Regions from separate parts of the Homo sapiens genome. Here region 2 is linked to region 1. A link is a loop called in an ENCODE intact Hi-C map of the cell type or tissue named here. Cell type or tissue: gastrocnemius medialis. All regions are shown on one strand. Links, peaks and the distances in the headings refer to the core of each region. The heading gives the core; the rest is flanking DNA. Region 1 overlaps ABLIM3 (actin binding LIM protein family member 3). Region 2 overlaps PPARGC1B (PPARG coactivator 1 beta).

Region 1 (16,206 bases), core at 5,524-13,523:
TATTCTTGAGCCCGCAAGGAAGGCAAATGCAACACACTCGTTCCCACGAAACAACCAGCACAGGAGATTTCTGTGGCTAAACAACGCTGTAATGGAAATCACAACACAGTCAGGCCCACCATTCTGGTGGAAGAACAAAACCCAAATGAAACCCGTCAAATGGTTATGCAACTTTTACTACATATAACATGGTTACCATGCTTTAGGGGGGTGGGCAATAAAAAATAATAGAAATATTAAAGACTATCTAAATACCCTTTATAGGAAATCCAATAAAAAAGTATGTTGGAAATACAAAATGTTGACTTGTTGTGTGACCAACAAGAAGGGCTCACCTGGGGAAAAACCATCTTCCCTAAAAGCAGCAACAAAGGAAGCAGAGACACCTCCAGACAGTGATGGATAAGCACAGACTTGAAATTAGGGGAAGAGAAAATGTGAGGAGGGACTCCATGTTGGCTGAATTGGGTCCTCCTGTCCCTGTCTCTCTCACCCCCCAAATTCACATGATGAAGTCCCTACCCTCAGTACCTCAGAATATGACTTTATTTGGCAATAGGGTTTTTAAAGAGAAAATTAAGTCAAACTGAGGTCATTAGGATAGGCTCTAATCCAATATGACTGGTGTCCTTATAAGAGGGGATGGGACACAGGCAAGCACAGAGGGACAGCCACGGGAACTCACAGGGGGAAGATGCCCACCTATGTGCCAAGGAGAGAGGACTCAGAAGAAACCAACCTTGCCCATACCTTGATCTTGGACTTCTAGAACCCAGAACTGTGAGAAAATAAATTCCTATTGTTTAAGCCACCCCGTGTGTGGTATTTTGTTATGCAGCTCTAGCTAACTAAGATAGACTGTAAATAATTATTTTAAATAGCATAAAGGATATAAAAGCTGTCAGGGAATCAGGACCATGCAATGGCCCTGGAGTAGAAGGTGCCCTGCCCTATCTTCCCAAGTCCCAGCCCCATCATCTGCTGCTTAGAGGATCCCAACATGTTGTAAGGAGTGGTCTCCTTTCCTCACTCATTCTACACACAGTAGCCAGGGGGATACATTCAAAATGCAATCTGATGATGCTTAACCCGGACTCCCACCACCTCCAGTGGCAACTTAAAACCATTCAATGACTTCACTCCACCCTTGGGATAAAGCCAGACTCCTGGCCATGGTCCACAAGGCCCTGTGTGTTCTGGCCCCTGTTGGCCTGCCCAGCCTGTCGCAGACCCTGCTCCCCTCCGGCAGGAGAAAGCAGCCTCACTGGCCTCCTTTCTTTTCCAATGCATCCTGCTCCCTCTCCACACTGGGAGATTCCCACTCCAAAACAGACACGCCAGAGATGCTTCCTGTTCAGCTGGGTTACGCGTCCTAGAAAACACATTTTGAGGCAGGTGGCTTTCAGCAGGGAGAAGTCCTGCCTGCTCATGCCCCACTGCCCTGGTCAGGTTAGCCATCAGGAGAAACTGTCTAAGCAGCAGCTGAAAAGTGTCAAAAGCATTGAGTGAGGGGACTGGCAAAAAAATGAGGCCTACGGAGGGGCACACAGGATGTTCTTCCCAATCTAGATACTGATGAATCCTGGTGACAGCACCATTCATCTGGGAGTTGTAAAAGGAACTGAAAGGTGAAATTGTGGGTCTGTCGGCCAAAATGAGTCACCTGCTCTGACGGGCATGATGAAAGGTTTCTTTCTTTCTGGTCTGGATTGCTCACGCCCTTCCAGACACAAAGAGAAGAAGCAAAGCCTCTATCCTATGGTCACTATTCTGTGTCTCTTTTGATCATCATTTAGTTGTAGAGACTATGCTTTTGGAATGAGATACTGAAACACATGAAGGGATGCATGGCCTAACAGTGGGATGAAATATTTTGAAATTAAGACAATTGTATATGAGGACACTAGACCCACAATGAACTGAGTCTTTTTACCTTGCCCCATTTACCTATAACCCCAATAAAGCTGTGTTTGTCTTGTGCTCAATTTCTGTGTCGAGTTGTATTAAATTTTAATGATTGAAAGAAACACAGCCAGCAACCAAAAGTAATAAAAAAAGCAATTCAAATCTTTTCTGGCTTTATTCTCAAAGAACAGTCAAGGGAGGAAGGCATCTGTTTAATAACCAGCAAAACAGAGGCTAACGCAAAGGCTTTCTCATTCATTGCCTCATTTGATCATCACCAACCACGAATCAGGTGAGGCAAGGATCACTCCGGCTATTTTATAGATGAGCAAACTGAGGCTTGGGGAATTGGGGAATGTGCCCAAACTTCAACACAGGTGTTCTGACTCCTAGTTCAGTAAGCTTTCTTTTCTCTATAGGCGCACACACACACACATACACATACACACACACACACAGCCCACGCATACACACACACACACAAAGTAGACCCCTTTCTACCATTCTGTGCCCTAAAATATTGGCTTTTTTCCTTGGTACTAATGGCAGAAAAAATGACTATTACAATTAAATTCAAGAAACCCCAAGAGATTCATTAACATTTGATTCCCAAACCCCAGCTAAGTGTGGCATTCAAACAGGAAAGGAAAAAATATCAAAGGAACACACAACGATTTTCACTTGCTCAGCCTCTCTAAGCTAGATTAATGCCTCAAAAAAGAAATACTGCCAGAATACCCCTCTTCTAACCAAAGAGGCACTCTGTCCCCAGTCGACTCCAGGAATCCTGGTACAATAATTAACGTGTGGGCCAGAGGCCCAAACTCACTGGCACAGGGCAGATTTTCAGATGAGAAACAGAGAAGCTCCAAATCCTACTCACATAAAGGGCTTATTGACATTATCTGCTGAAAAGAATACAGATTTCAAGAGAGACAGCCAGGCAGAGAGGGAAGGCAGAATTTTGGCCATGGAGGAAGTAGGTGGAGGGAAGGGTGGACTTCTCACCTAGCTCGGAGTCCCTAAGTCTTTCCCGGATCATTCTCTAAGTGTGTACCCTCAAGTGGACTTTGCTACTGGCTAAGGAGCATTTCCCATAGCACTGATGTCACAGACCCAAAACAATCCAGGTCAGCAAACACTTTCCACTGTAAACAGAAGGTTTCAGAGAGCTCCCGCGGGCAGATGAGCTGTGGGTGATGCCCAGGTGCCCTGGGCTAGAGGACAGGCTCCGGACCTGGGACTAACTCAAAGGACAGAAATGGCCTGGGTGAGGGCAGCCACATCCACACCCGGAAAACCCAAGAAAGAAGGTGGTCTGATTATTGGGAAGAGATAGAGGGAGGGGATTAGGGCTAAGAAGCCCCATGGCTGGCCGAGAGATGGGAAAGGAGCTGAATAAGATGATATGAACACGGGCATTCATTCTACTCGCTCTTGGGCCCACTGCTGGGCCTGGGATGAGGAGGGCCCTGGAGATGGAGGACAATTCCCCCATGTTAGACAGTTAGCCTGTGTGTACTTCAGATTCTTCCCAGCCTGGAGGTGCACACAGAACCCCCAGCTTACAGCCCAACAGATGGGCCATCAAGTATAGCCATAACTAGAAAGTGTCTCTGTCTTCCAAAGCACAGGATGTCCTAAGCCTTTCCTGAGTCCCTTGACACAAAAAGCTTTTCCTGAGTGAGCACACTACAGTGACACCAACTTTAACCTGGGGTCATTTTTTGGCACCCACCATGCCCTAGGGAAGACCTGGCTCCAAGCAGAAAGTCCCAAATCAGCACAAGTAGGTTACAAAGTTTATAAACCAAAGTTCATGTTTGTTGGCACAATTATTTATTCATCAATATTTACTGAGTAATTTCCTTCTTTTTTTTTTTTTTTGAGACGGAGTCTCACTCACTCTGTCGCCCAGACTAGAGTGCAGATGTGCAATCTTGGCTCAGTGCAACCTCCACCTCCCCAGTTTAAGTGATTCCCTGTGTCAGCCTCTTGAGTAGCTGTGATTACAGGCGTGCACCAACATGCCTGGCTAATTTTTGTAATTTTTTTTAGTAGAGACGGGGTTTTACCATGTTGGCCAGGCTGGTCTCGAACTCCTGACCTCAAGCGATCCACCCACGTTGGCCTTCCAAAGTGCTGAGATTACAAGTGTGAGCCACTGTTCCTAGCCTTACTGGGTAATTTCTATGTGCTAAGAACTGGGGATACTCCAGTGAATAAAACAGTCTTGTTTGCTAATGTTTGCTATGCTTTGGGAGTTTATCATTCTGTGGGAAGGGTCTGTGACAAGTAAACAGATATTTACAAAGTGTGACAAGTAGAATGAAGGAAATAAATAAGGGGTGGGGACAGGTAATCTAAAGGTAAAACATTTCAGCTGAGACTACAAGGATGGGAGAGGGCTGTTTGTGGAAAACCAGGGATAAGTACAAATGAGATGGAGAAACAGCATTTGCAAGGAAGGGTCCAGAGGCTAGAAAGCACATGGTGAGTTTAGGGAGGCCAGTGCAGCTAGAACATCAGGGCCAGGGAGATGCTTGCACAAAATAAGTTGGAGAGGAGGTTCTTGAGCTGTACGACGCTTAAAGGTTTACCAAAAATTTTTACAGGTGTTACATAGTTGAAACAGCTCTTTGAGGTAAGCAAGGCTGATAGGATGGAGCCATAGAACTGATAAGGATACTGGCCTCAGAGGTCACAGAGTTAGCAGGAGAGCTGAGATCTCAAGTTAGTTCTTCTGTTTGCAAGCCTATTCTATCTAAGGGAATAGGTATATACACACATACTCTGTTTAAGGGGATACACGCATATATGTTTAAATTGGGCATGATTTGCAATTAATGAAACATATAGATTTTAAATACAATAAGTTTTGACAAATGTATAGCCCACAACAGTTTAATCAAGATAAGGTATATTTCTATCACTCTAGATAATTTGCTGCAACCTTTTGCAATCAATCACCCCTCCCCCAGTCAAAGGCAAACTCTGTTATAATTTCTGTCCACATAGATTAGTTTTGCCTTCTTGAATTCCATATAAATGGAATCATACAGTATGCCCTCATTTATGTGTGATTTCTTTTACTCAGCATGTTTCTGAGATTCATTCATGTTTTGGCATGTGTCAATAGTTTGTTCCTTTTTATTGCTGAATAGTATGCCATTGTGTAAATATAATCACAGATTGTTTATCCATTTGTCTATATATAAACATTTGGGTTGTTTCCAGCTTTGGATTATTTTGAATCAAGCTGACAGCAACATTCTTGCATAAATCTTTTTGCAGATATATGTTTTTATCGTTCACAGGGAAATATCTAGGAGAGGCATTGCTGGATCATAGGTAGGTGTATGTTGAATTTTTATAAAACTGTATCAGTTTTCCATAGTTGTTGTGCCATTTTACATTTTCACCAGAATTTTAGCCATTTGGGAGGCTGTAAAAAGGTGGTTTTAATTTGCATTTAACATGACTAATGATGTTAAGCTCCTTTTTATGTGCTTATTAACCATTTGTACATGTGATGTGTCTGTTAGAATTCTTGCCCATTTTTACAAATTTTAGTGTTCTGGGAAGTCATTGCCTCCCTTGAGGTTGTAAGATATTCTCCTACATTTTCTTGCAGAAGCTGTGTAATTTTAGCTTTTGGTTTATTTAGGTCAGTGATCTATCCTGGATTAATTTTAGTGTATTGGTATTGATCTTGTAACAGTACTAGTGATGGTTGACTAGACTTGTCAAGTATAAGGACTTCTTATTTTTATTTTATTTTTTACTTTTTATTGTGGCATAACTTGCATAGAGTCAAGTATATAAATCTTAAATATACAGCTCAAAGTGTTTTACATATATATACAACCATGCAACCACATTTAGATCATTTGAGGATTCCTTTTTTAACATAAAAAATATTTGTTATCCTCTGTATATTAGTATTACATTTAAGTAATACTTACATGTTAGCTTTCTGCCATATTAACTTTTTTCAAACACATTCATTTGACAGGCATTATGCATTTGAATTAGGAGCACACATGGATTTGTAAGCTCCAGCAATAATTCCATGGCTCCACAGTGATCTTTGGCTTGCAGTTGGGGAACAAATACATTATACCCCATAGACACGTGATTTCTATCTTCAAGGAGTTTATAATCTGAAAGAGGGCACTAAGAAATGCACATGAATAAATTATGTTGACTCACAGCAAATGACCTGTAATTATAAGAATGTTTTAAACTAAGGGCCAAGGACTTCAGAGGAGGGAATAAAATCACTTCAGGAGTGAATGAGAGGTAGCAGGGTGGAAGAATATTTAAGCCTAAAGATGGCTGGGCTGTTGATAAATAAGAGGTCATTATAAGGGCAACTGCCAACTGGAAATAATGCTTTTTAAAAAGTGCCTTTGTTGGTACCCTTTCAGTTGTACTTTACAGAAACCTAGTGGAAACCAGTTTAAGCAAAAAGAGAGTTTGTTGGTTCTTGCAACTGGGAAGTCTGGGGTCTGAGGTGGCTCTGCCTTCAGGTATGGCTGGATTAGGGGCTTTCCTATACGGTCAGAGCTAAGACTTTATTTTGCAGATGGCTTCTTCATGTTTGACAATCATGGCCACTGGTATTCCCACACTCTTTTCTCCTTAGCTCAGCAATCTCAATGGAATAAACACTTCTTCTTCTGAATATCTCCCTATCCAATTCCAGGGAATACTCTGATTGGCCTGTCTTGGGTTTAATTTCCACTGATGAGCAAATCCTTGTGGCCAAGGTGGATGGGAAACTCTGATTGGCTAGCATAAGTCATATGTCATTCTCAGGGGCGGGGGGTGGGGGACAGAACACCATGGTGACAGTCCATTAGTATGACAAGGAGATGGAGAGAAATTCTTATAAAGAATCAGAAGGAGGAAGGATAAAACATGCTGAGCAGACACCCTGGCTATCATATTAGGCTACAAGGCATGTGGGCTGTGAGTAGGAAATGTGAATCGGGAGCAAAGGGGGAGGATTTGCTCCGCATACTGAAGTGTTGGCATGGAATATTGTCCTGTATGTTCCTTCCCAAATGTGAAAGTCTCTGGTCTGAGTATCATTCTCTGCCTCTGAAGAACTGTGTACTCTGCAGATCCCAGGGCAGCCTGTGCAGCTTGTCATTTAATGGCCACTTGAGAAGACTCATATAATATCAGAGTGTGAGTTAATGAGGTGTGCTGACTATGAAGGCAACACAAAGAATGGAACGCTTTCTGGTCCTCTCTGTGTCTATTCCCAATGACCTTCTCTATCTTATTTGAAGTAACACCCCTTGTGATTACAGAGATAAACTAAATTAGAAGGATTGAACATTTCTTTGTCATCATTTTGGACTAGAATCTCAGACTAGAATCTCAAAGTTGCAAAAGACCTTCGAGGTCATTTAGTATAGGGGTCAGCAAACCGGCTCACGGGCCAAATCACCCTTCACCTTTATTCTTCTAAATACATTTCGATTGGTACACAGCTCTACCCATTTCTTTACACATTGTCTATGGCTGCTTTCATGCCACAGAGACTGTGTGGCTTGCAAATCCCTTTACAGGAAAGGTTTGCCAGTCCCTGGACTAATGTGACATGTTCCCTGCTTAATCAGAATTGCCCTCTCCAACATTCATTTCACACCTGACTCATGCCAAGAACTGAAAGAGATAATACAGGCAAAATGTTTGCATAGGGTCTTACATGTAATAAGTGCTCCTTAAATGTTAGCTTAAAAAGTCCTGTGTTACCAATATATATACCACTCTTCTTTCCTAGTGGAATGACCAAGTGGTGACTACATCATAACAATAGCATGTGTTGGTTATTTTGTATCTTTAAAAGGGGTTTTCCCAAAATAGTACATTCAAATGTGTTCCATTACTTATCACTATTAATCATTACTGAGTATTTTCCATGTGCCAGGCACTGTGCTAAGCATCTCACATATATTCACTCACTTAAAGTTCACCTATCATCCCCATCTTAAGAGGAACCTGACGTTTGGGGGTCTGGTAAAAAGCAACTCTCTGAAGGCGGCACAGCTAATAAGGGTCAAGCTGGAATTTGGACCCAGGCAGTCTGATTCTATAGCTCAACTTCTTATCAAATATACGATCTAGCCTTCTCAGTTTGGTCAATAACCTAGTTTTCAAAGTACCAGTTTTCACAGTCCCAGGTATTAGAATATACAGCAAGCCCACCCATGGGCATAGTTGCAGAAATGCACAGCTTGGCTGCAGAACAACTGGGAGCTCATTCTCCCTGCATCCCCACACTCTCCCTCGCATCCACTCACAACTGCATTGCTGCACTAGGTCTGCCTCTCACTGCCTCCAGGCCCTCTGATGCATGAGGTATGTGTTGCTGGGGAGATCTTCCTAAATAATGCACAGCTCTGGGCAGGTCACTACTGGGCTCCAAACCTCTCCTGACTCCTCATTGGCTGTAGATTGTAACAAATACTGTTTAGCGTGGCATCTGACCCTCTCAAAGAGCTGATCCTCACCAACTCCCAGCGTTTTCTCAGTGTCCACATACTCATATTCTCTAGCGTATACAAACTGGACTTCCTAACAGTTCCCGATGAGGGCTTTCTGTCTTTTTATTTCGGTCTCCATCCCAGTACCCAGACAAAGGCCCAGGACTCAGGAATTGTGCATTAGGGTGTGTGGAATGCCTGCCTAGGAATGAGTAAGCCCATCTAGACTGCTCTTTCTTTTCCTTCAACCCTACACAACATAAGTTTGTTCCCTGCCCCAAGGACCAGATTGAATGGAACCTTCTCCAACAAGCATTCCCAGGCCTTCCAGAGGAATTTGGCCTGTCTTCCTCTGTACTCTTTCCTTCCCTCTCAGCACCCGCCATGGTTTATCTCACATCACAGTCATGCATGCTTCTGTCTGCCCCTCCAAGATGCTGGATGGAAGCAGTCTGAGGTCCAGTTCTCTGTCCTGTGCATCATTGATTTCATGGTGCCTAGAATATGGAATGTCACTGTCTCACAGCGTGAAGATTTGTTTCACTGCCCGAGTGAATGAGTGAATAGTGCTGGGGCATCCAACGGGAAGATCAGCCATCCCAATCCATGTTTCCCCTGGAGATCTCCATCACAGTAAAAATACAAAAAGATGGTAAAAAGGAGGAGCAGGGAGGAGGGAAAGGAGGCCTCAGGGTCAGACCAACACAGTTTAAACATCTGCTCCTCTGCTTCCTAGCTCATGTGACTTTATCCAGGCAATTTACCTTTGAATCTCATTTTCCTTTTATGTAAAATGAGGATATTGAAGTATTCCTCATTAAATGAATCCATCCACATATTCACTCAAGGCTCCATCACTTTTCTTAACTTTGTGATTTGGAGCCAAATATCTCTTCTCTGGGCTTCAATTTCCTTCTTTGTAAAATGAGAACAATGTCAGTGTCCTCTTTCTAGGACTCTTGTGAAGCGTAAGTGGGCTCATTCATGTGTCCAAGAAATGCTTTTATAAGTGATCATCACTCTGCATCAAACACCATGTTGAGTGTGCAGGACTCAGCAGTGAACAAAACAGACAGGGTTTGTCACACAATCATCATGTGGCTTATAGTCAAAGGAGGATGAGAGAAAGAAACAAAGAAAATGAGCTAATGAACAAAATAATCACTGACTATGGTAAGCTCTGTGAAGAATAGTGAGAGCAAATATAACATGGGGATATTCCCTAGACACAGAATTCAAGGAAGGCCCATGTAAGATTGTTGTAAGGATTAAATAAAATAATAGATGTAAAACATTTGCACTCAGGCTGCAGTTGGAAAAGAGTCTCTGGATTAGGAGGAGGAGGAGAAAACATTAGTCTGAGTCTAAGGAATTTCTGATGGGGATTGAGCTTCAGTTCCTGAAATGCTGCCTCTCAAGTTCCTTCTCCCTACATGTAACAGGCCCAGGCTCTGTCTCTGCCAGTTGAAAGGGGGATTTATAATCACCTGAGGTTCCTGCACCATATAATGCTAACATCACAGGCAACTCTCTTTCGAGAACAACTCATGCTGACTGTGAAAAATATCTAATTTTATGGTTGCTTTAGACTATCACCAGACGGGCAGGGCTGGGATCCCTGGGCTGTTTCCCCATATCTCAAAACATAGGAATAGACCTTGGGCTGCCCCTGCTGCTGCAAGCTGAGCGTGACTTGCAGCGGGAAGATTGGCACTTGATAGAGTGTGCTTCAGGTGCTTAAAATAGATCAGCTGTGTCATTAGACTATTGCAAAGCAGTTGCTTCATCGGCCCTGCTGGCCTGGTGAGGGCAAGAGTAACAGCCCATGGAGAAAGATCTGTGCTTTGCACAAAATTAAGCAGATGTGAGGACGAAGCTTTGGAAATGATAGAGGCACTAGAGAGTAGCATTCTGCTGCGAGAGAAGGTGGGGCTGTAGCACAGGCACACAAACAGCCACCACAGCCCCTGGGAACAGCAGGGCGGCATGTGGAGCCTGTATGTTCTCCTTGTCTGTCTGGTGACACCCTTAGAAAAAAGGCCTAAGAGATGTTTAGGGAGCCAGGTGAAACCTAATCTGAAATCACTGAGGGACCATCCATACTCTCAGGCAGACACAAAACCAACATGTGGAGCTGCCTGGCGTCTTCCTACTGTTCCTTCAACATCCTCTCCCCAGCATGTTTCAAGTCCTTCCACTGTTCCGGTCACTCATTTCTGGGAATATACGGGCTGATCACTGTCTTCCCTGAATATAATGTTTCAAACAGAGCCTGATCAGGGTCTGCAGAGTGGGACTCTCACCTCCTGTCCATATGGCCTGAAATCACATTTTTTCCTGTAGGCCGTACTGCTCAGTTGCCTCTTTCTGAACTTGAGACCAACTCCTGCTCCCCTAACCTCTTCCTCCAATGGCTGCCATGCCTGGTGTAGGAGACATTAGGGAGTGATGGTCATTGAGGAGGGGAAGAGTTCAAGTCATGTTTGGGAGGTAGAAATGACCAGATGTGGTGACAGATGGAACACAGGAGAGTGGAGGAAAGGGAAGTGTCTCAGAAGACTGCTTTCTAATCACTGACTTATGACTGGGTAGATAGAGGTTCTATAGATCAACCAGGACTGTAAGAGCTAAGGTAGGCTTTTTGCTTTTGTTTTCTTAAGAGAGTAAATTTATTAAATTTTGAAGTGCCTTGGGAATATTCTAGTAGCCATCTTAGCAGATGATCAGAAAGATGACCCTAGAGCTTAGGAAAGAGATCTTTATCTATCTTTATCCTGGGGCTTATTAGAGAGAGTGGGCTTTTCATGAATGCGTTAACTCATCAATTATCTTTTGAGTACCTACTATGTGCCAGACACTGTGCTTTGCTTTCTGTGAATTATTTGCTACCTTGATTTCTTCCTGAGGAATAAGGAAGAATCTGCCCTAAACAGAAGAAATTATGTTGGCATGATCTACTTTCTCAAGCAGGAGGACTCTATAATGACAGAGGAAAGGTTGTGAGTAGCCACATGCAATCATTGTTGTGGCCTTTCAGCAGTCATCCCTTAGCTGGGTGGGTAATCAAACTCACCCAACCCATACAGAGCTCATGCTGTTGACTAGATGTTCTCAACTGGACCAGGCATGTCCCGTATGTCAGAACATTCTCTGGAACAGTTCAGCCTCCTCAGACGCCCTCTTTTGGGCTAGAAAAGGTACCCAGATCTGGGATCAGTTATCCAGAATTGCCCTCCTTTGTTCTGTGTCCTACTCTCTTTTACTAGGTTCTCTGAAAACAAAACTGACCTCCAGGAGGTCAGGGCAGGATATTGTTTGCCCTGTTATTTGCCTAACTGTATCCAACAGGATATGACATCACCCTTCTGGGAATGGGTCAGTTGGGGGAATAAGGACATGTGGCAGGGTTTTGCTCACTTCATGAGGACATTAATATCATGGCAATGTTAATCAATTGCTAACTTCAGACAGGATTTTCTCCCATAATCATTAACAGATGTGCTGCAGCTTCCACATCTCTGTGTGAAGAATCACTTCTACATATTTGATGTTTTATGGATCATCTACTGGACTGCAGTGGCAAGGTGACATAAAAATATTAAGCTGTCACTGTGTAATTTAATAGGAAGTGATAATTGTGGCAAGCCAGAAACTAAGTATATACCCCATCCAAAGCAGGCAATCCTATTGATTGCTGTTAGGAAGAAAAATTGGGTCAGGGCTGCAAAATCCTCCGACTTCATTTTGTTTTTAAGAGAGCCAGAAATCCCACTTCTGATTTCCCAATTTCCCATTGTTGGCAAATAATTCAAATTCACTAAAAACCTGGTGTAGGGCAAATAAGACGTGTCCCTTTACATTGGCCACCAGGAGGCACATTTTGCCCAGCTGTGTGACCCATGATTTTAAAGGCCACATTGGTTCTATTTACTGTTGTATCTCCAGCATTATGCTTAGTGCAGAGCTGGTGTCCAGTAAATACCTGATGAATAAACAAATGAACAATCCAATTCTTATTCCCTGTGTTGGACAGGCCCAGGAACTAGGAAGATTGGAAACGAATGTCATGACTAACTTCCCTTACACTATTGAAACACCACAGTTGTAAGAAATGACCAGGTGGGGTGGAAAGTGTGGCAAACAGACTGGCTGTGGACATACTAAATTACTGGGGTCTTCCCATGTGGGGACCTCCTATGTAAGAGCACTTCCCTTCAGATTCTTAGGAAGAGAGGGTCTACCTCCATGGGTCAGGGATAGCAAAATGAGGGTTTAAACATCAAGACTAGATAGATAAACTTAGTGACTTGCATTTAGTAACCAACTGTTAGCATCTCACGCTAGTGTGGACAGTGGCTGACATTCAGGGGAAACCAAAACACAAGAAAATCTCCTTGAGGAGTCATTTCCTTAACAAACACTCTATTATGGATTGAATTGTGTCCCCACAAACTCATATTTGAGGCCCTACCCCTCAGTACCTCAGAATATAACCGTATTTGGCAATAGAGTCTTTACAGGGATAAACAAGTTAAAATGAAATCATTAGATGGGTCCTAATCCAATGTGACGGGTGTCCCTGTGGAAGGGGGAATCTGGACACAGAGAAACACATGGATAAAGGTGATGTGAAAAGACTCAGGGAGAAAGGCAGCCATCTCCAAGCAAAGGAGAGGCCTCGAGTAGACATTTGTCTCGCAGCTTTCAGAAGGAACCCTGCTAACACCTTCGTTTTGGACTTTTAGCCACCAGAGCTATAAAACAATACATTTCTGTTGTTTAAACCACCCGGTTTGTAGCACTTTGGTGCAGTAGCCCTAGCAAACTAATATATACTATTTATTTCAGAAACCTTTGTTATGTGCCATGCACTGTTTTAAGGAATTCACAACTAACTTATTTATTCTTTATATCTCTTCTCTGACAGAGGCACTATTATTTGCCTCCTTGTAATTATCATTAGAGATGAGGAAGTGAGGCACAGAGAAGGTAAGTGACTTGCCTAAGGATACACAGAAAGTACAAGCAGGGCTAGAATTTGAGTCCAGCAACCTAACTTCAGTCTGTGCCCTTAAGAACTGCAAAGGAAGAATTTATCTGGCAAAATACCCAGAAAGTCGAAGGTGTTCAGATACTTCTGGTTGTTTTCTGTACTTTTACAATGGTTTCTGCCTAAAGTTGGGTAATAGCCAGTTGTTGACCGTTCACCACAGCAGATGCTATCTCAGCAAGATAAAGCTTTTGCCAGATAGGAAAGCTGGAGTTCAGAATTGATATCACTTCCTTTACGCAATCCAAGTGCTCTTGAAATCACGTTGTGATTTTTCTGAGATGTGTTATAGTCATTTTGGGTGATTTTAAAATTGTTCCTTACGTTATTCCTCTAACCCCTTCTTAGCCTCAGGTAATCATCTGTCAACAACTGCTTCATTCATTTGGGAAGTACTGTTTTAAAACAATCTCTATCCTTGTGGAGTAAATAATCACTTCTACTTTATCTGTTTTGCAGATGTAGAATTTCTAGAGAGGGCATCCTACTGCGTTCTTGTGTGTCAGGATCCTGTCTTCAGGGATCCTTAGATTTCTTGATCTGGGCAATGGCATTAGCAGAGGAAGGTCATCATGCCCCGTGTGCTGGGTGTCTTCTATTCTGAACTCCCTCACCTCTCCAGATCCGTTCTGCCTGCTTCCCTACTCTGGACTGTGCCCTGGGAAGCTGCTGACCATTATGAACCTATCAAATGCCTTCCTTGCCCTCTGGCTCCTGATTGGATTTGACCAATGGGAGGTACCCATAGGAGATCTGAGGGAGAGAGAAGAGGAGGATCAGGATATTTATCCTCCTAGTTCTTTCCTTGGAACTAGGCTGGCTGCCTTCCTGGGGCCACAGCCACAGTTCCTGTCAGGCAGCCTTCACCCCATAGCCAGCTGGGTCTCTGGGTCCAGCTAGGGGCAGTTGTGGTAGCAGTGGGTCATGAGCCACAGTTACTAGGCTCCTGGTACTGGGTCATGCTTGCTTCTCTTTGTTTGTTTCTTAATGTCCTTCTCACACACTTGTGAAGAGTCCTTCCATTTAACTCCTCTCAAACTGCCAATCTGTTCTCTGCCAAGACCCTACCTAATAGAATCCTCCTTTTCCTCTTTGCCTTATAAAACAATCAGTGGCTAGGCCATGCAGTCTTTATTTTCTAAAAGATTTTTCCCCTTATTTCTAGTTTTATAACCATCCAAATTTTGGCCCGAGACGTTTTCTGAACTAGGACAATTGGGATCCTAACTTCCTGTCTTCCCTTTTTCAACCCATGCCATATACAATGCCAGGTTAATAAGCTTCCTGTAGGCTTCCCGGGAGCTATGAGTTTCCTATGTAGAAAATCCATCACCTACTGTAATACCAGAAGAACAGACTAATTTTTAATCAGAGGATTTAGTTTTAATGACACCATCTTTCCAGAACTTTGCTTTACTCAACAGTCAACTCAACTTCAGACTCAACTCCATTCACTGAGACCCAATGCCTGTGAGTTTCTAATGTTATTTCGCTGAATCCTTAGAAGAACCCTGCACCTTGGCATTTATTGCTCATATTTTATACATGGTAAAATTTAGCTCAGAGACATGATCTATTCTGTCCAAGACCACAGAGAGAGTACATGATAGATCTTGAGTTTGAACTCGAGAATCCATACCCCAAAGCTCAGGTTCTTGCTGTCCCAGCATGGTCTCTACTTATCCCATGACATCTTTGTGGGAGTTATTTGACCCTTCAATACTCTCTTCAACAGAACAAAGTCTACTCTAAAAAAGTAATTTGTTAGCATACAAATCCATGGTAAAGACCAACAAAGGGGCTAGAGGCAGGAGGAAGCCTATAAAATGAGTAGGAGCAGTATGTGGTACCATTGATCTTGGTGCACTTGATGCTCTGGAGGGTGAGGAGGCCAGCCTTGGTGAAGTGTGAAGTGTGGGGCTGGGCAGAGGGGCTGGTGCTAGTGGGGAAAGGGCTTTCTCGGCAGAAGGAACCATGCATGTAAAGTCAGCAGGAGCAAACCCTTAGAGGGAATGGGAGAAGGCACATGTGACAAGGACACTGAGAACTGTGCACTGTAGACAAGATGGGGCTGGTCAGCAAGGCCAGGAGCAGGCCACATCGGGCCTTACAGGCTTGCTGAGGAGTTTCCTTTCTCACCCTGGGAGCATGGGAGCCTCACTTTAAGCAGAGTGTGATACAGAGTAGGGATGCGGCCGATCGCTGAAGGGGGCTGGCATGGATGAAAGGAGGCCAGTTAGAGGCTGCCTCAGTAGGTCAGGAGACAAATGAGAGATCCTTGGAATAGGTTGAGAGTTCATGAGAGAAAGAAAGGCTGGATGTTGGATCTACCCTACAGAAGACAAAGTGGCAATGATTGGCCAGTTTCCCTCCTTTCCTCTGAAGTCCTTCAGCGAAGCGAGTGTACTGACTCAGTATGAGCCCAGGCCTTTCCAAGCCTGGGGTGTCCTGCTCACATGTTTGGTGTCTATTTTCTCCTGAATAAGGACCAGACCCCACCTGCTGTGCTCTACCTAGGTCTGCCCACCACCTCACTCCAGCATCTCCAAAATTACCCCTTTCTTAATATTCAGCTAGATTTCAGAAGAAAGGATTCTAATGAAACTAAAATTCACTCTGAAGAGCCACTGACTAAGCATGCTCTTGTTTTTGTAATCTAAGCATTTTTTTATTAGTAAAAACAATTTACAAATGTTTATAAAACATCTCCTCATAATCCCATTTAATCCTTAAAAAATCACACTTCAGGTG
Region 2 (16,206 bases), core at 4,238-12,237, 590 kb before region 1:
GAGGCAAAGGTGGGAGGAATGATTGAGCCCAGGGGTTCAAGCCTGCAGTGAGCTGTTTGCACCACTGCACTCCATCCTGGGCAACAAAGTAAAGCTCTGTCTCTTAAAAAAAAACTTTTTTAAAAAAATCAGGATGTTCTAGGCCAGGCACAGTGGGTCACGCCTGTAATCCCAGCACTTTGGGAGGCCAAGGTGGACAGATCACTTGAGGTTAGGAGTTTGAGACCAGCCTGCCCAACATAATGAAACCCTTCCTTTACTAAAAGAAAAAAAAATTATATATATATATATATATATGTATATGTATATGTATATGTAGTGTATATGTGTGGGTATATATATATGTAGTGTATATGTGTGTATATATATAGTGTGTGTGTTTACATATATATATACAAAAATTGGTCAGGCATGGTGGCGCGTGCCTGTAGTCCCAGTTACTCTGGAGGCTGAGGTAGGAGAGTTGCTTGAACCCGGGAGGCAGAGGTTGCAGTGAGCTGAGATCACACCACTGCACTCCAGCCTGGGTGACAGAGCAAGACTCTGTCTAAAAAAAAAAAAAAAAAAAAAAAAAATCAGGATGCTCTGGAAGAAACTGCAGGTTGCCACATGGCTCCTACTATATATAGCAAGACAAATCAGGACCTGGTTACCTGTCAGCCCAGCCTCTGACACCTGACTCCGACAGGCCCATTCTCCTCTGGGCCTCACTCTGCCTACCTGTTTAACCAGATGACTTGGCTGTAAAGTTTAAGGTAAGTAAAATCTTACCACTCATTTGAAACCAAGTAAATACTAATGTGATATTATATTGTGACAGCTTTCTACAGTTTTAAAAACACTTTTATACTGATTATCTATCTATCCAACATCCCTGCTGTTGAACTAATATCCTCTCTTCACAGAGCAGAAAACAGTGACTCAGAGAGTTTAACTGACTTAGTCAAGCTCACCCAGAGGGTAGGCAGTCAGGTCTGGACCCTGACCCTAGCCCAGGAGGCATCCTCCTCCAAACGGAGCTGCCAGGGGAGGGGGGCACGCAAGAAGGACCCGGGGCCACGTGAGGGAATAGGAATAAAACAAGCTCAACACACGAATCAGAAAGAAGAAAATCGACAACTGATACGAGTTCACAGGAAAGGCAACACAGGTGAGTCTTAACCATCCGAAAAGGACTATGAATTAAAACTTCAGAGACTCCAGATTGGCAAAGATCAACGAAGTCTAATAACATGCTGTGTGGGTGAAGGTGTGAAGAAACAAACACTTCTTATGCATTTCTACAGAAACATAAACTGATATAATTTCACGGACAGGAATGTGACAATATACATCAAAATGTTAAATATGCACACCGGCCAGGTGCGGTGGCTCACGCCTGTAATCCCAGCACTTTGGGAGGCCGAGGTAGGCGGATCACCTGAGGTCAGGAGTTCGAGACCAGCCTGGCCAACATGGCAAAATCCCGTCTCTACTAAAAATACAAAAATTATCTGGGCGTGGTGGCAGGCACCTGTAATCCCAGCTACTCAGGAGGCTGAGGCAGGAGAATTGCTTGTTGTGGGGAGGCAAAGGTTGGAGTGAGCCGAGATCACACCACTGCACTCCAACCTGGGCGACAAAGCAAGACTCCGTCTCAGAAAAAATCTAACTAAATAAATAAATACACAACACCTTTTAACTGAGCAATTCCCCTCTGAGGCATTTATCCTATGCATACGGTCACATGTGTGCAAAACTTACTGCAAACTAGCAGCAGTAGTCAATTAGAAATAACCTATTTCTGTGTAAGAGGTAGGTTAAAAAAAATTTTTTTAACTAAAAATAAATAAATAAATAGGCCAGGCACAGTGGCTCATGCCTTTAGTAATCCCAGCATTTTGGGAGGCCGAGGTGGGAGGATCACTTGAGGTCAGGAGTTTGAGACCAGCATGGCCAACATGGTGAAACCCTGCCTCTACCAAAAATATAAAAAATTAGCTGGGTGTGGTGGCACATGCCTGTAATCACAGCTACTCAGGAGGCTGAGGCAGGAGAATCGCTTGAACCCGGGAGGCAGAGGTTGCTGTGAGCCGAGATCACGCCACTGCACTCCAGCCTGGGCAACAGAGCGAGACTCTGTCTCAACGAAATAAAATAAAATAAATAGCAATCACTTAAATGCCCAACTAGTTAAACAAACTATGATCAATCCAAACAGTGAAGCAGATCTCTACATATTGATACGAAATGATCTTTAAGAAATACTAAGTAGAAAAAAAGTTGCACAACAATGCCCTTAGTTTGCTACCATTTGTGCAAAAAACAAAAAATAAAAACCCAGGAGGCAGCAAGTTAGACCACATATATGCGATGTTTGTATGGTTTACCTCTGGAAGAACACATTAGAAATTAGTAGAGGGTTGCTCTGGGGATGGAAACACAAGAATGTGAGTGCAAGGGATGACTGCCATTTGTAACATGCATAATGTTTTTGTTTGTTTGTTTATGTTTTCATCTTGACTCCTGACTTCAAGTGATCAAGATGGAGTCTCACTCTGTCACCCAGGCTGGAGTGCAATGGTACGATCTTGGCTCACTGCAACCTCCGTCTCCCGGGTTCAAGCGATTCTCCTGCCTCAGCCACCCAAGTAGCTGGGATTACAGGCACCTGCCACCACGCCTGGCTAATTTTTGTATTTTTAGTGGAGACAGGGTTTCACCATGTTAGCCAGGCTGGTCTTGAACTCCTGACTTCAGGTGATCCACCCACCTCGGCCTCCCAAAGTGCTGGGATTACAGGCGTGAGCCGCCACGCCTGGCCTGTAACATAATCTTTTAAACCAGGGTCTGTGTTACATTTGCAAAATAAATACAAAAGCAAGTTCATTGTCTCTTTCACATTGAACCACAGTGTATGCTGAAACTAGTAGGAAAATGAGCTTGCCAGGCAGCTGGGTCTTCCTGGGGCTTGCTCTGCGTGAGCCCCACCAATCTCTTCCCCTTGGTTCTGCTCCGACTGCAGTCTGAATCACAAGGTGGATCAGTTAACACTTCAAACAGCCCGACTGAGTAATAGATTCTAAATCAGGAAGGCTGAGTTTAAATGCCTTCCCCACCAGCAAGGGTATTTATCTTGTTCTGTACATATTAACGGACATGTAGAGAGATGCGGTACATAGTATGTAGACTAAAAGCCAAACCTCGGGAGTGATTAAAGCCTGGGAAGTACTTGGAGGTGATCAGATATTGTCTAAACCTGGTATTATCTGAGTTAAAACAGGCAGCAATATCAGCAGCTGTGGTAGGCACATGCACAGGGAAGTAGCAACATAGCCTTACATCTGTTTATGACTCTACAATTGGCAATTTGCTTTCAGATCCATTATACATGCATTCTCACAGCAATGCAGGGATTGCTGTTCCCATTTTATAAAGGAGGAGATAGTTAAACTATGACTACCGTCTATGTTCTCCCCATCTCAAGGTCACAGGTAGGAATCCGCCCATAAAAGGAGGCTGAGAGGTGAGAAAAGTGTGCCCAAGGAGAGAAGCTTGGGGAGAAGTGAAACCTACAATGTTACCTTTATTTTCTTAAGCACTGCCTATGACTGGTTATTTCTGGGTGCTGGGATTAGTTTTCTTTTCTTTTTTTTTTTTTCTTTTGGACAGAGTCTTCCTCTGTCGCCCAGGCTGGAGTGCAGTGGTGCAATCCTGGCTCACTGCAACCTCCACCTCCCAGGTTCAGGCAATTCTCCTGCCTCAGCCTCCCAAGTAGCTGGGATTACAGGCGTGTGCCACCACACCTGGTTAATTTTTGTATTTTTAGTAGAGACGGGGTTTCACCATGTTGGCCAGGCTGGTCTTGAACTCCTGACCTCAGGTGATCCGCCCGCCTTGGCCTCCCAAAGTGCTGGGATTACAGGCATGAGCCAGCGTGCCCGGCCGGGATTAGTTTTCTTTACTTTCTCTTACCTATTTGTATGCTCTCACATTTCAATAAATTAATGCATATCATTTTTGCAACAAGAAAAAATACAATTTATATAATCATAGAAGATCAGCACCATAGAAAAGGTAAAAAAGTAAATAAATAAATAAAAAGAGATAATCCCATATTCAGTTGAAAGGCATTTAAAACCGCTAAACTGCTAAGTGGCAGGGTGGGGATAACCTTACTTTCTCTGACAAATTAGTCCCTAATACTGAAAATTTTTAAATATTAATTTTCAAAAAATCCATATTACATTTGCTAAACAAAACAACCAAAATATAAAAGTAAAAGGAATCTAAGATTATTTCTCCAAAATACTTTGGTATTAACGATAAATTACAGTGCAATTAAACAACTGTCTGTGTTATAGTAAAACATTTAAGTTTTGAATTTCATAATTATTAGCTTCTTTTTTACTCTTCAAAATTGCTTTTACATTAACTTTTTCTGTAAAGCTCAGAGCACAGCTATGGATGTACACAGATCCTGTCTTCCAGGCTGAAGCCTGGCCAGGCTGCCTGCACGGGCACCCATCGTGCGTACTTGGACCTGCCGGTCAGTCCCATGGTCACCTAATGCACCCGGCTGCAAAATCCAGCAGCTGGTGCGGGCCAGAGATAATCGGATGGCTTTGGTATTGAATTGCCCATTGGCCACATGGTACGTTAAATGTGGTTCACTCTTTTTCCACTTGATGTGAGCTTTCTTTAAATAATTACAGACCTCATGGTTGAGCCAGCAGCGGCTCTGTAAGCAGCTCTGTGTGAAAGACACCAGGGGCTGGGGCCCAAGAATGGCCATTCTGAACCTCAAAGAGCACCCACAGCCAAGTCTGCAGACCCCTGGGGTATCTGAGTATTCACTGACACCTTCCTTCCCCTATTAACATATATATATATATATATATATATATATATATATATTTTAACTAAAACAGAGAAGACAGCTAAAAGAAAGTTTGTTTTATAGATTTTAAAAAATGATTCAAGGTGGATAAAATAATGCTGTGGAAAAGGGGAAGAAATTATTGTAGATATCATCTGTCAGTAGAGGATTTTGAATGACTTGCTCCTTTAAAAAAAAAAAATCTGGCCTGAAGTTCCCAATTCTCACCCAATCTTTCCACCCCCATGAATGACTTATCCAATGTTCCGTGATTCACTGGGGAGGTTGGAAATCAGGGATTCTCTTGCCTGGAGTTCCTCCTCCACCTTCTCCTCCTTCCAAACCCACTCGTTTAAGGCACATGATCCCATGACAAATTTCTTCCAACTTACAGTTCAAAGAGAAGTCAGCATTGCACCTGTCACCAGGAAAGGGGCCATAACCTGGGGAGTTAAGAACCTACACTGACATTACCCACTGGGTGCAGGGAAAGTACATTAACCATCTGCGATGAGACTGTTTCCTAGCTCCATCTGTCCATCTGTCTCCAGGAACTAGTCTCCCTCTCTATCCAGTACCTGGTGGTTCAGCTCCAAGCAGAATTTACCAAAGCAAAACAGCCCCCATGATTCACAATCCCAGACTTGTGACACTTTAAAACAGCTCACGTTTAGAAAGATAATGAGTCACAGGATGGCAGAGATTAGGAAACTCAGGGCCAGAGAGGGGGCGAGACCTGTCCAAGGTCACACAGCAAAGAGGAACAGCCCAGGGCTCCCTCCAGACTCCAGGTACAATATTCTCACCATGACACTCTTCTTTCCAGCACAGATGCAAAAAACAAGATTTTCCTCTTCCCTAACTCTAAATTACATAGAGATCAATGGAGATTACAGTTTTCTGGGGGCGTTTCACAGTTGCAACTGTTGCAAAATCATACAATGGCGAGATGTGGCAATTCCGAAAAGACTGGAGATCATTGCTCCAAAAAGAATTCAAGATAAGGCAGGGAACTCAGACAGCAGTAGCGGAGGGGCTCCATTCAAAAAACATCTCTCTTCTCAACCAGGCAGATCTGAAGGGCCACAAGTCTCACATTCCCGTCCAGTTCCTACAACAGTGACCTCAGCGGGTAAGTCACTTCACATCCCTGGGCCTTGGGTTCTTCATCAGCAAAACAGAAATGAAAATCCTCACAAGGATGTGAACTGTGGATGTGAAAATGCTGTGTGAATTTCGCAGTGACACACTAACAGGTATAACGGTAAATAGGAGTAATAATCATTATGATGGCACTAAGTATCATCTGCATCATTAAATTTATTGAGGGCTGTACCTAGTGGTTCTGTGGTGCCTGGCCCCACCGATTCCTGCTGTATTGAGCCAGGGACTTGAGTCAGGACTACATATGAGAAGCTGTACCCCAGCCTTTGTGTCAATCCTTAACACAAATCCCTGCATGTCCCCCACTCACTCCTAGGGCCTGGGGAGGAGCGGTGCAGTCCACAGGGTGATACCATTCATCCCATGCTGCCTGTGAGGCCCAGGGAAGAACTAGTCACCCTCAAAGTCACTCTCCTTCTGAAACCTCCCCAAGGCCTTTCCCCTTCTGCAGAGCAGCCTCCAGCTAGTTTCTCGGACGAGAATCTTGGTGTTCCATCTTTGGATTCTTCCAGACATTTCGTTCATGCTGTCTGTTCCTCACCCCCATGGGGAGTCCTCCAGTCAGCTCAGAGCCTCCCCTCAAGCCTCTCACCTAGCCACTCATTGCTCAGTCATCAGCCACATGATATGCTAGCCATCACGACAGCCTGGTCCCTGGCTAGGAGGCCCCTCCCATCATGTTGGCCAGCTCCTGCTCATCCTTCAATACCCTTTCTGCTGCAAAAGTTGTCTTGACACTCTGCCCTGGGCACCTTCCATGGCCATCAGCAGATCTGTTCATCCAGGGCAGGGAGCAAGGCTTGCTCAAATCTGCAACTGGTTTCCCGTGCACAAGGAGTGACTGCTGCACGGCTTCCTCCACTAAACTGTCACCAAACCATCTGGTCACTGGTAATTGTCATTATTATTGATCATAACACCCAGACACACTGCACTAAGCTCTTCAGACATTGTACCTTCTCATCTTCTCAACTCAACTACCCACTGAGATATATATATATAGATATATCTATATCTATATCTATATCTATATCTATATCTCTTCACCCCATTTCACAGGTGAGGAAACTAAGGCCCAGGCAGAATAAGTACCATGCCCTAAGTCAGCAGCTAACTGACAGACCCTGGACTCAGGCTGACTCAGAGCTCTGTTCTTCACTGTTCTCGTGTGCCTCCCACTTGCCCTCAGACCCTGGGCTGTGCTCATCACCTGGAACCGGCTGGTACTGCCCCTCCTCTGGTTGTTTCACAACCATATCATTGAAAATCTTCTGGCAGGCCAGCTGAGCAAAGGAGGGCTTTCTTCTCCTCTTAGGGTGGATTCTAAACCTCCACCTCCCTCTCCTGCTTGGCTCCTCACCCACTCCTCAACCCCACCCTGCTCTCCCTGGAACCTGATTCACCAACCTGGGCCTGCTCTAGCCTCTCAGGAGATGGGCCTCTGGCAAAGCAGCTTCCACCCAAGACACCATCACTGTCCTCTAGTTTTGCCTGCTATGGTGCCTGCCCATGGTCCACCCCCACCCCACCAGGGAGGTGTGGATGCAGGCACAGTGGGAGGAGATTGCCACATTCCTGTTGGGGCTGGACCAGAAAGTACAAGCCAGGCTGCCACTCCTTCAGCCACTGGGACAAAGAGCAGTGCTGGAGTAGGCTGGAGGCCCCAGGCGCTGCTGGGCAGGTACCTGGTGTCCACACCCACAGGGCAGGGAGGAGCTGTTGCCCAACCCCAAGGAGAAAGTGGCATGAGGCCACTAGGGCACTGGGGCATGATATTTTGGGGCGGGGCCCTGGTCATGCCTGCCTGCTGGGCCCTGGGGACCTCTGTGTGGCTTGGTCAGCAAAGGAGCTATGTCCCCAAGCCCCACACTCACCCTCTGAGCATCAGGCTCACGTGAAGAATGGTGCTAAAAGTATTTTTCTCCTGACACTGTTAGGAGGGTTAGGTGAGCTCGGCAGCCTGTACAGCTTAAGGACTTAGCCAACTACTCACTCATTCAAGACACATTCAGTTATGCGAAGGAATGAAGTTGGACTCTTACCTTACACCATATATAAACATTAACTCCAAATGGATCAAAGATAAAAATGAAAGAGCTCAAACTCTAAAACTCTTAGAAAAAAACAAAGCAGGCAAAGGCTTCCTGACATTGGGTTTGAAAATGATTTCTTAGATATGACACCAAAAGCAGAGGCAACAAAAGAAAAAATAGACAAATTAGACTACGTGAAAATTATTTAATTTTGTGAATTAGAAGACACTATCAACAGAATAAAAAGGCAACACATAGAATGGGAGAAAATATTTGCAAATCATATCTGATGAGATTAGTATCTCAAATGTAAAGAGAACTAAATGTCAACAACAACAAAAAACAAACAACCCAATTTTAAAATACAGGCAAATGACTTGAAAAGACATTTATCTAAAGAAGATATGCAAATGGCCAGTAAACACATTAAAAAATGCTCAGTCATTAGGGAAATGCAAATCAAAACTACAATAAGATAACCACCTCACATCCATTAGGATGGCTACTATTTAAAGAAACAAACAGAAAACAGGAAGTGTTAGAGAGGATATGGAGAAATTGGGACCCTTGTGCACTGTTGGTAGGAATGTTAAATGGTACAGCCACCATGGAAAACAGTATGGTGGTTCCTCAAAACATTAACAATAGAACTACCATATAATCCAGCAATTCCACCTCTGGGCATATACCCAAATGGGTTGAAGTCAGGGTCTCCAAGAGATATTTGTGCACCCATGTTCATAGCACCATCATTCACAATAGCTAAAATGTGAAAGCAACCCAGGTATTCACTAACAAATGAATGGATAAGCAAAATGTGGCATATTCAGTGAAATATTATTCTACCTGAAAAAGGAAGGAAATCCTGACATTTGCCCCAATAGAGATGAGCCTTGATGACACTATGCTAAGTAAAATAGGCCAGCCACAAAAAGACAAATACTGTGATCCCACTTGTATGAGAAACCATGTCACAACCAAAATCATAGAGACAGAAAGTAGAATGGTGGTCATTTGAGGAGATGACACCTGACAGGACAGGAAGGAGGTGAGGAAGCAGCAAGCCATGGCAATGCCTGGGAAGAGCGTTGCCGGCAGAGGGAACAGCAAGTGCAAAGGCCTCACTACACTAGCTAGAAGACTAATTCTATTATCAGTGGAGCCACACCCTGACCACACTGTGGAAGCAGCACACAGAGCTGGGATGGCAGTGAATCAGGCATCAGAAATGGATTCTAGTCCTGTTGCTACCTCTAAGCTACTGCATGGTCTGGGACCATGACCAGCACCCCTCTGATCTTTAAGGGGCCTGATACATCAAACTGTCACTGGCCTCTGGGAGTCTGCAGGTGACTTGTGTTCTCTCAGGCTGCCTTCTTCCTCCTCTCTTCCAACCCATTCACTCATAAAGTAATCCTAATCCCCCCACCTCCTATGAGCTGACCCATAAGTGGGTGTGGGATTGAGGATCAAGGAGGACAAACACAGGGACCAAGACGAATATTTGAAAACTGATTACCGGCAGGATCCTACCAAGTCACTCTCTAGACCTCTATTTTCCCATCTGTAAAATGGGAATACTTCTTTTCCCTATGACATGAGATTGATGTGAAGATCAAATGGAAATGCCTGATAAAGAAGTTGCCCTGCTCTCCACGGGCATTATTATAAAGAGGCTTTCGATCTGTTCCCTGGTCATTCATCCTAAATGCTAGCCTGTACCCCACACTGAGGCAGGAAAGAGAGAGGGGAGGGAACTGGCAGAGTTCATGACAGACACTCTATGAATAGTACCTGATTTTTAGTACCAAAGCAGGGGTGTCATCAGAGGGAGCTTTTTAAAGACAGAGAAGCTTAAGGGCCTACTCTCAAAGATTCTCACTCTATAGGTCTGGGACAGCCCCAGATGTGTAATTATGACTTTTTTAAACTACAGAGTTGATTCTGATGTGCACTCATGGCTGAGAACCACTGATTAGTTCTACCAAGCCTGGCAGGTAAGTCCTATTATCATTCCCATTTGGGAGCTGGCTAACTAGAGCACAGAGCAGCTATCTAACTCCTTAGATCACACAACTAAAAAGTCACAAAGCTGGCCAGGCACAGTGGCTCCTGCCTGTAATCCTAGCACTTTGGGAGGCCGAGGCAATAGGATCGCTTGAGCCTAGGAGTTCGAGACCAGCCCGGGCAATATAGCAAGACCCTATCTCTAAAAAAAGTAAAAAATTATCCAGGTGTAGTGGCACATGCCTTTAGTCCTAGCTACTGGGGAAGCTGAGGTAGGAGGATCCCTTGAGCCCAAGAGGTCGAGACTGCAGTGAGCCTCCTTGATCGCACCAGCTTGGGCAACAGAGCAAGACCCTGTCTCAAAAAAAAAAAAAAAAAAGTCACAAAGCTAAAATTTGAACCAGACTCTAAAGCCCAAGCTCTTATGAATCACTAAGCGCAAGTGCCACTGTTTCTTGAGGCCAATCAGCACTTATCTAATGCCGAGCTACAAACTCTTTGTGCTACCTTAAGCAGCCTTGGAAACATAAAAGACAACACCTTATTTTCAGAGATTGCATTAACTTTCAAAGAAAGCTTTATGGCTAGACTAACTCATTCATCTGGCTTCATCAAGGAATTATGTATGCTAACAATATGCAAACTTTATAAATAACTTGGAATGCCAAAACTTTTGCCTGCTTTTGATAGACTTCCTATTTTTGATGGTAATACCAAAATGTACTTCACACTTTCTTGCTTTCTCGGAGAACACTGAACAGAATGTACCTTTCCTCAGACACGATACACTGTCTTCACCAATGAGCTTTGCGCTTTCACATAGTAATGTATTCAGGAACAAGACAGGTGTGCAGGACCCCTCAGCCCCCTCACTAATTGGCCCCAAGCTGGCTTCGGTGCTGCAGTCCACGTGTCTGCCTCTGGTAGATCCTCACCTCTCACCCCATGCCTACATAGGCACACACTAACAGAACCAATGTGCTGCTTCTCATATCATGAGGCCTTGCTTGACATGACTGCCAAGCTTGTAAGAACCATGTGCAAACTAAGAGTGAATTGGCCCTAGGCAGGAAAGGTGCCAGGTGCAACATATGAGGAGATTCTAAGCAAGGGAAGATCCACGCAGCCTGAAGTTCATTTTCTTGGGCTGGGCACTGTGGTCACTGGTCCCCAAGTCCTCTCTTGCCCCTTCACCTCCCTGGATTTCTCTTCCTTCCTCATGAGTGCAGGCAGCCTGCCTAGTCTCTCTGGAGTAAGTGGGTGGGTCATAGGCATGAGGCCTAGTGTAAAGTGCTGGTTTCAATCCCCCGGGAAGATGTGGGGACATCTGACCAGACACCTCCCTGCAGATACCAAGACTCTCAAAACTCTGAGCCCCTCCCCAGTTGAGGCAGAGCCATGCCCTGGAACAGACTGGATTCCTAGCAGTGGTTTATCATTCCACAAAGATCTGTGCACTGGAGGTGTATTCTGATAGTGGGTTCTGGAGGCTCCACAAAGTGTTTGCCTTTGATCCTTCGTGTGCAAGACTTATCTTGGTGACAAGGGCAGGTGACTCCTTGTGGGGACTGGTACAATGCTGCCACACTCACCTCACCCACACATCCTAGCACGTCTCCAGGCACAAAGAAGGACCTCTGGGCCAGGCAAACATCAGGCAAATGTTGTGAAAGATCGAACAGCATTTGTTCATCATTCAGTCATCCAACAACTATTTATTGGGGGCCTACAGTGTGCCAGGGACTGTTAAGTCACTGGGATTTGATGGAAAACCAGCTTGATGAGCTCCAGTCCCAACTGGGTAGAGAAGAGGGAATAGTAAAGAATAAATAGGGCCGGGCACGGTGGCTCACGCCTGGAATCTCAGCACTTTGGGAGGCCAAAGCAGGCAATCACCTGAGGTCACGAGTTCGAGACCAGCCTGGCCAATATGGAGAAATCCCATCTCCACTAAAAATACAAAAATTAGCCAGGCGTGGTGGTGGGCGTCTGTAATCCCAGCTACTCAGGAGGCTGAGGCAGGAGAATCAGTTGAACCCAGGAGGCAGAGGTTGCAGTGAGCCGAGATCACACCACTGCACTCCAGCCTGGGCGACAGAGCGAGAATCTGTCTCAAAAAAAAAAAAAAAAAAGAATAAACACATAAACAAAGGTTATAAAGGGCTGAGGCTACAGTTTACATTTAACCAGGCTCCAGGGAAGGCCAGAGTAAGGAACAGACCTGGCACACAGTGGGCCCTGAATAAATGGATGTTCTCCCCATATAAATCCTCTTCTGCACCCCCATCTTGGCTATGAGGGCACCACTCTGAGCCCCCTGCCCTCTTACCTATATCTAGTGATTTCCACTGAGCCCCACAGCTGAGGCAGGGTATGGGCCCCACCACCCACCCCAGCCACACCAAAGATGCCTCCTGTTACACCATTCCAGTCCTTCTATGTGCTTAGCCAAATTAGCCACCACTGCAATTGTTAGGACCATGTGCTCTGAAGTCAGACAAACCTAGGTTCAAATCCCAGCCTACTTCCTAGCTAGGTGATTTGGGGAAGTCACTGAAATTCTCCAAGTCTGTTTTCTCATTTGCCATACTGCCAACCTCACCGGTAGTTGATTAAACAAGGTAAAGCACCTAATGGCCCTAGCTTAGTACCTGGCACATACCAATAAGTCTCTAAGTGTTGGCTCTTTTATATTATTACTGTTATGAATAATAATAATAAAACTCTTTGCCAACTCCCCACTGCCTGCCAAGTCCAAACTCCTCAGCACAGTCAGAGCTCTCCTCCTTAGCCAGTCTGCCCTTCTGTTTTGTTTTGGGATGGCTGGAGGGCAGAAATAAACTCACCAGAGTGGCAGAGTATTGAGGGAAGGCAGGGAACAGAAAGTGTCTGTAGCAGACTGTGGGGATCGCAGAGCAAAAAGGGCCAGTTCTGAGAGGGGGAACTACAGGAGGCATCACTTGAGCTGAGCCTTGCAGTGTGCAGGTGCAGATGGGAGAGGGGCACAGGGAGGGGACAGACACTTCATGGCGGGGCCCCCATGGTTGCCTGGTATAGGGGAGGAGCTGCAGAACAGCACCAGCACCACAAACTCTGGGTTGGCCTAGGTCTACCCAACTGTAAAATGGGGATAGCAGTGGGACTGCCTCATGGGGTTCCTCTGAGATTAAATGTGATTACACATGTGAAGGATGTGGCACAGGGCCTGATCTCTTGAAGGGGATATAGCAGTTGTTGACTGTTATCACCACCACCACCATCATCATCATCATCACCATCCTTGAAGGACATGGTTGAAGATGACACCTGCCTGGGAACCTTTAACACCAGGGTTCATGTTAAGAATATTATGTGGCTATGCCAGGCGTGGTGGCTCACGCTTGTAATCCCAGCACTTTGGGAGGCCGAGAGGTTTGAATTACCTGAGGTCAGGAGTTCAAGACCAGCCTAGCCAACATGGTGAAACCCCATCTCTACTAAAAATACAAAAAAATTAGCCAGGCATGGTGGCAGACGCCTGTAATCCCAGCTACTCGGGAGGCTGAGGCAGGAGAATCACTTGAACATGGGAGGAGGGGGTTGCAGTGAGCTGAGATCGCGCCACTGCACTCCAGCCTGGGCAACAGGGTAAGACTCTGTCTCACGAAAAAAAAAAAAAAAAGAATATTTTGGGGCTGTGCTCTTGCAGTGGTGGGAACAGTATGGCATTGCCAAACACAGTATTTGACAAATAGATGGATAGTGAGCTACATGGACATTTGAGGCTTCAAATCCCATACCCAGTAGTCTGCTTCTGCAAAGGCAGGGTGGGTCTGCAGGTGTTTTGAGCAGGGGCTGCTGTGGCCTGGGACTGCTAGCAGCATAAAGGCCGGGTTGCCCTCAGTGCCAAGGATCCAGGGCAGGGCCCTCCCCAGTGTTCTGGGTACCACACTTCCTTGCAAAGAGCCTGAGACCAGAAATAAAGGCGCGAGCAGCCACGTTGCCAAGGCTGTTTGCCATGGCAACATCAGGGAGCGACTCGTGGGCCGGCTGCTGCAACTGCTCAGGGCCTGGTTGGTTTCTAACATCTCCTCGCATTCCCTCTGCTAAATGACTATGTTCTGCCAGGCAATCACAGGGAAAAAATACGGCTGCAGAGCTGTCGGGGAGCATCCATCTCTCAGCCAAGCAGGGCTCACCCGGCTGAGTTCCCAGACAGTGGGTCCCAGACAGTTGAGTCCCAGCTACTCAGAGCCAGCCCGGCCAAGCAGACAGCAGCCGAGGGCCCTGTCTTGCCTCTGCTGAGTGACCTGAAGGCATCCTCTGATCTGTTTCTAGTCTGTTTCCTTCCTTCAAGGTAAGGGCATTAAGCAAGATCGTCTCTAAGGCACTCCCAACTCCCAGAAAGCTCAAATTGACATTTGTGTGTTTTATATTTTTACATCATTGTCGTTGTCATCATCCTAGTGACCACCATTTATTGAGCGCTTACTATATGTCAGGTGAAGCTGCAAGCCTTAATTATCTGCAGCTATCTTAAGTTATCCTACAAAGAGCATACTATTATTATCCCCAATTTGGGGGATAATATATGAAGAAACTGAGGTCAGAGAAGTTAAGATACTTGCTCAAGGTCACATAGCTAGTAAGTGGTAGAGCACTGATTTAAACCATAGGCAGTTAAAACTCCAAAGCCTAGAGCTCTTAACCACTATTGGGTATTTCTTCTCTCTTCAAGTGGCATCTCACTAGAAGTGGTTTCCTAAGTCAGTATTGCAACACTTGCTAAGGCTGGATGGGATCCCTCGTCACCTGCCCCACAAGTAGAGAGGAAAAAACACTCTGCAAGAAGAACCTCAGGGCCTCGACTAGATCAAGGACCTGGAGCTCAGAGGGAAGACAAATGGCAGGGTCTGCATTACATGTGTCCCCTTTTCATAATAACAAGGGTTACTACTCATTGAGCATTTCTGAACACTTTACAGACATTGCCTCAACTATTCTTCACTAAAAGCCTTCAAAGCATATGCTACTATCGTCCCCATTTCCTAGATAGAAAAAGAAGGCCAAAAGAAATTCTCTGCCAAGCTCCCAGGGCTTTGCCCAAGCAGAACCCCATCCTAGAATTCACAGCCCTCTCAGTCACTGAAGCAAACAATTAGGGCAAATGTTTGTTTTCTTACCTAAAACACCAAACAGTCATCACAGGCCTTTGGGGACAGTTAATCAATGGCTTTATCCCACCATTTGTGAAAGTCTCTCAGGTCTCGTCTCTGGTCTCCTACTCCAGATCTGGGTAGCAATTCGGTCTCTATCCTGAGGAAAGAGCAGGGTGGGAGCCCAAGGGTCCAGATGCCACCAAGAGCCTGTCAACCCTGTGCCCAGGCCAGCTGGGTGACCTCAGGCCAGGCCCCTCCTCTCTGAGCTCTGTGAACCCAGCTGCTGACCCCTTGGCTCCCTCTCCCTCACTGGGTAGTCCTGAGCATCTCATGAGAGAACTCGTGGTCAGCTGCAAGGAGGACCTTTGGGATTTAGGAATGACAAGAGTAGGAAGAAAATGCAGTCTGTCCAGGGGTGGTGGTAGACCTTGCCCCAGGGTCCCACGGCCATCCAAAGCCCAGCCACTCAGGGCAATGGTGTCTCTCAGAGGACTACCCACCCTGGCCCTCCCCAAGAGCTAAGGCCCACCGCACCTCGCAAGACCTGACACTGGAAATGAACTTGCCAGGGAGTCAGGGGCCTGGGCTTCCTCCAGCCAAGCAGCTGGACCTCAGCTTCCTCTCTTCTGGAAATGGCAAGGTGTACCTGTATCTCCAAGGGCCCCCTGCCCCAAGCCTGGAAGGAGAGGGAGCTGCTCACAGTCAAGGTTCAAATCCCAGGTAAGCCGCTCACTAGCTTCAAGACCCTGAGCAACTGACCTAACCTCCCTGCACCTCAGTTTCATCACCTACAAAATGGGGAAAGCCAGTCTCACAGTTATTGGGAGAAATCCATGCAATAGCACTCAGAAGTCTCTTCACAGATACACAACGAAATAGTCACAGATGAAATGACGTCTTGTACATGGAGATGGAATAAGAGTGACTGCAAGTCTTTAACAGTGGACGCTGGGTGATGGAGGGATGGGGATTCACCATACTGTTCTCTCTACTGTCTACTTCTGTA

What was found. Hi-C counts contacts between places; a loop is a spot of excess contacts. Peaks named below come from ENCODE experiments on the same cell type or tissue, not always from the same donor. Only the 100,000 strongest peaks of a DNase experiment are listed, where the experiment ranks them.
Region 2: it touches region 1 in a loop (3-fold over the local background); 2 of 110 quality-filtered maps call a loop at or near these places.

The regions. Positions count from the first base shown.
Region 1 is chr5:149,148,048-149,164,253 of GRCh38, reverse strand. All of the region lies in intron 2 of ABLIM3 (actin binding LIM protein family member 3), which reads right to left. Among named protein-coding and RNA genes, the nearest start is that of ABLIM3, 15 kb to the right of the region's middle. In gastrocnemius medialis, for the core only: no CTCF peak of the experiment used is centred there; a DNase peak (open chromatin) is centred at 10,123; H3K27ac peaks cover 8,000 bases.
Region 2 is chr5:149,739,144-149,755,349 of GRCh38, reverse strand. All of the region lies in intron 1 of PPARGC1B (PPARG coactivator 1 beta), which reads right to left. Among named protein-coding and RNA genes, the nearest start is that of MIR378A, 14 kb to the right of the region's middle. In gastrocnemius medialis, for the core only: no CTCF peak of the experiment used is centred there; DNase peaks (open chromatin) are centred at 4,509, 5,543 and 7,699; H3K27ac peaks cover 8,000 bases.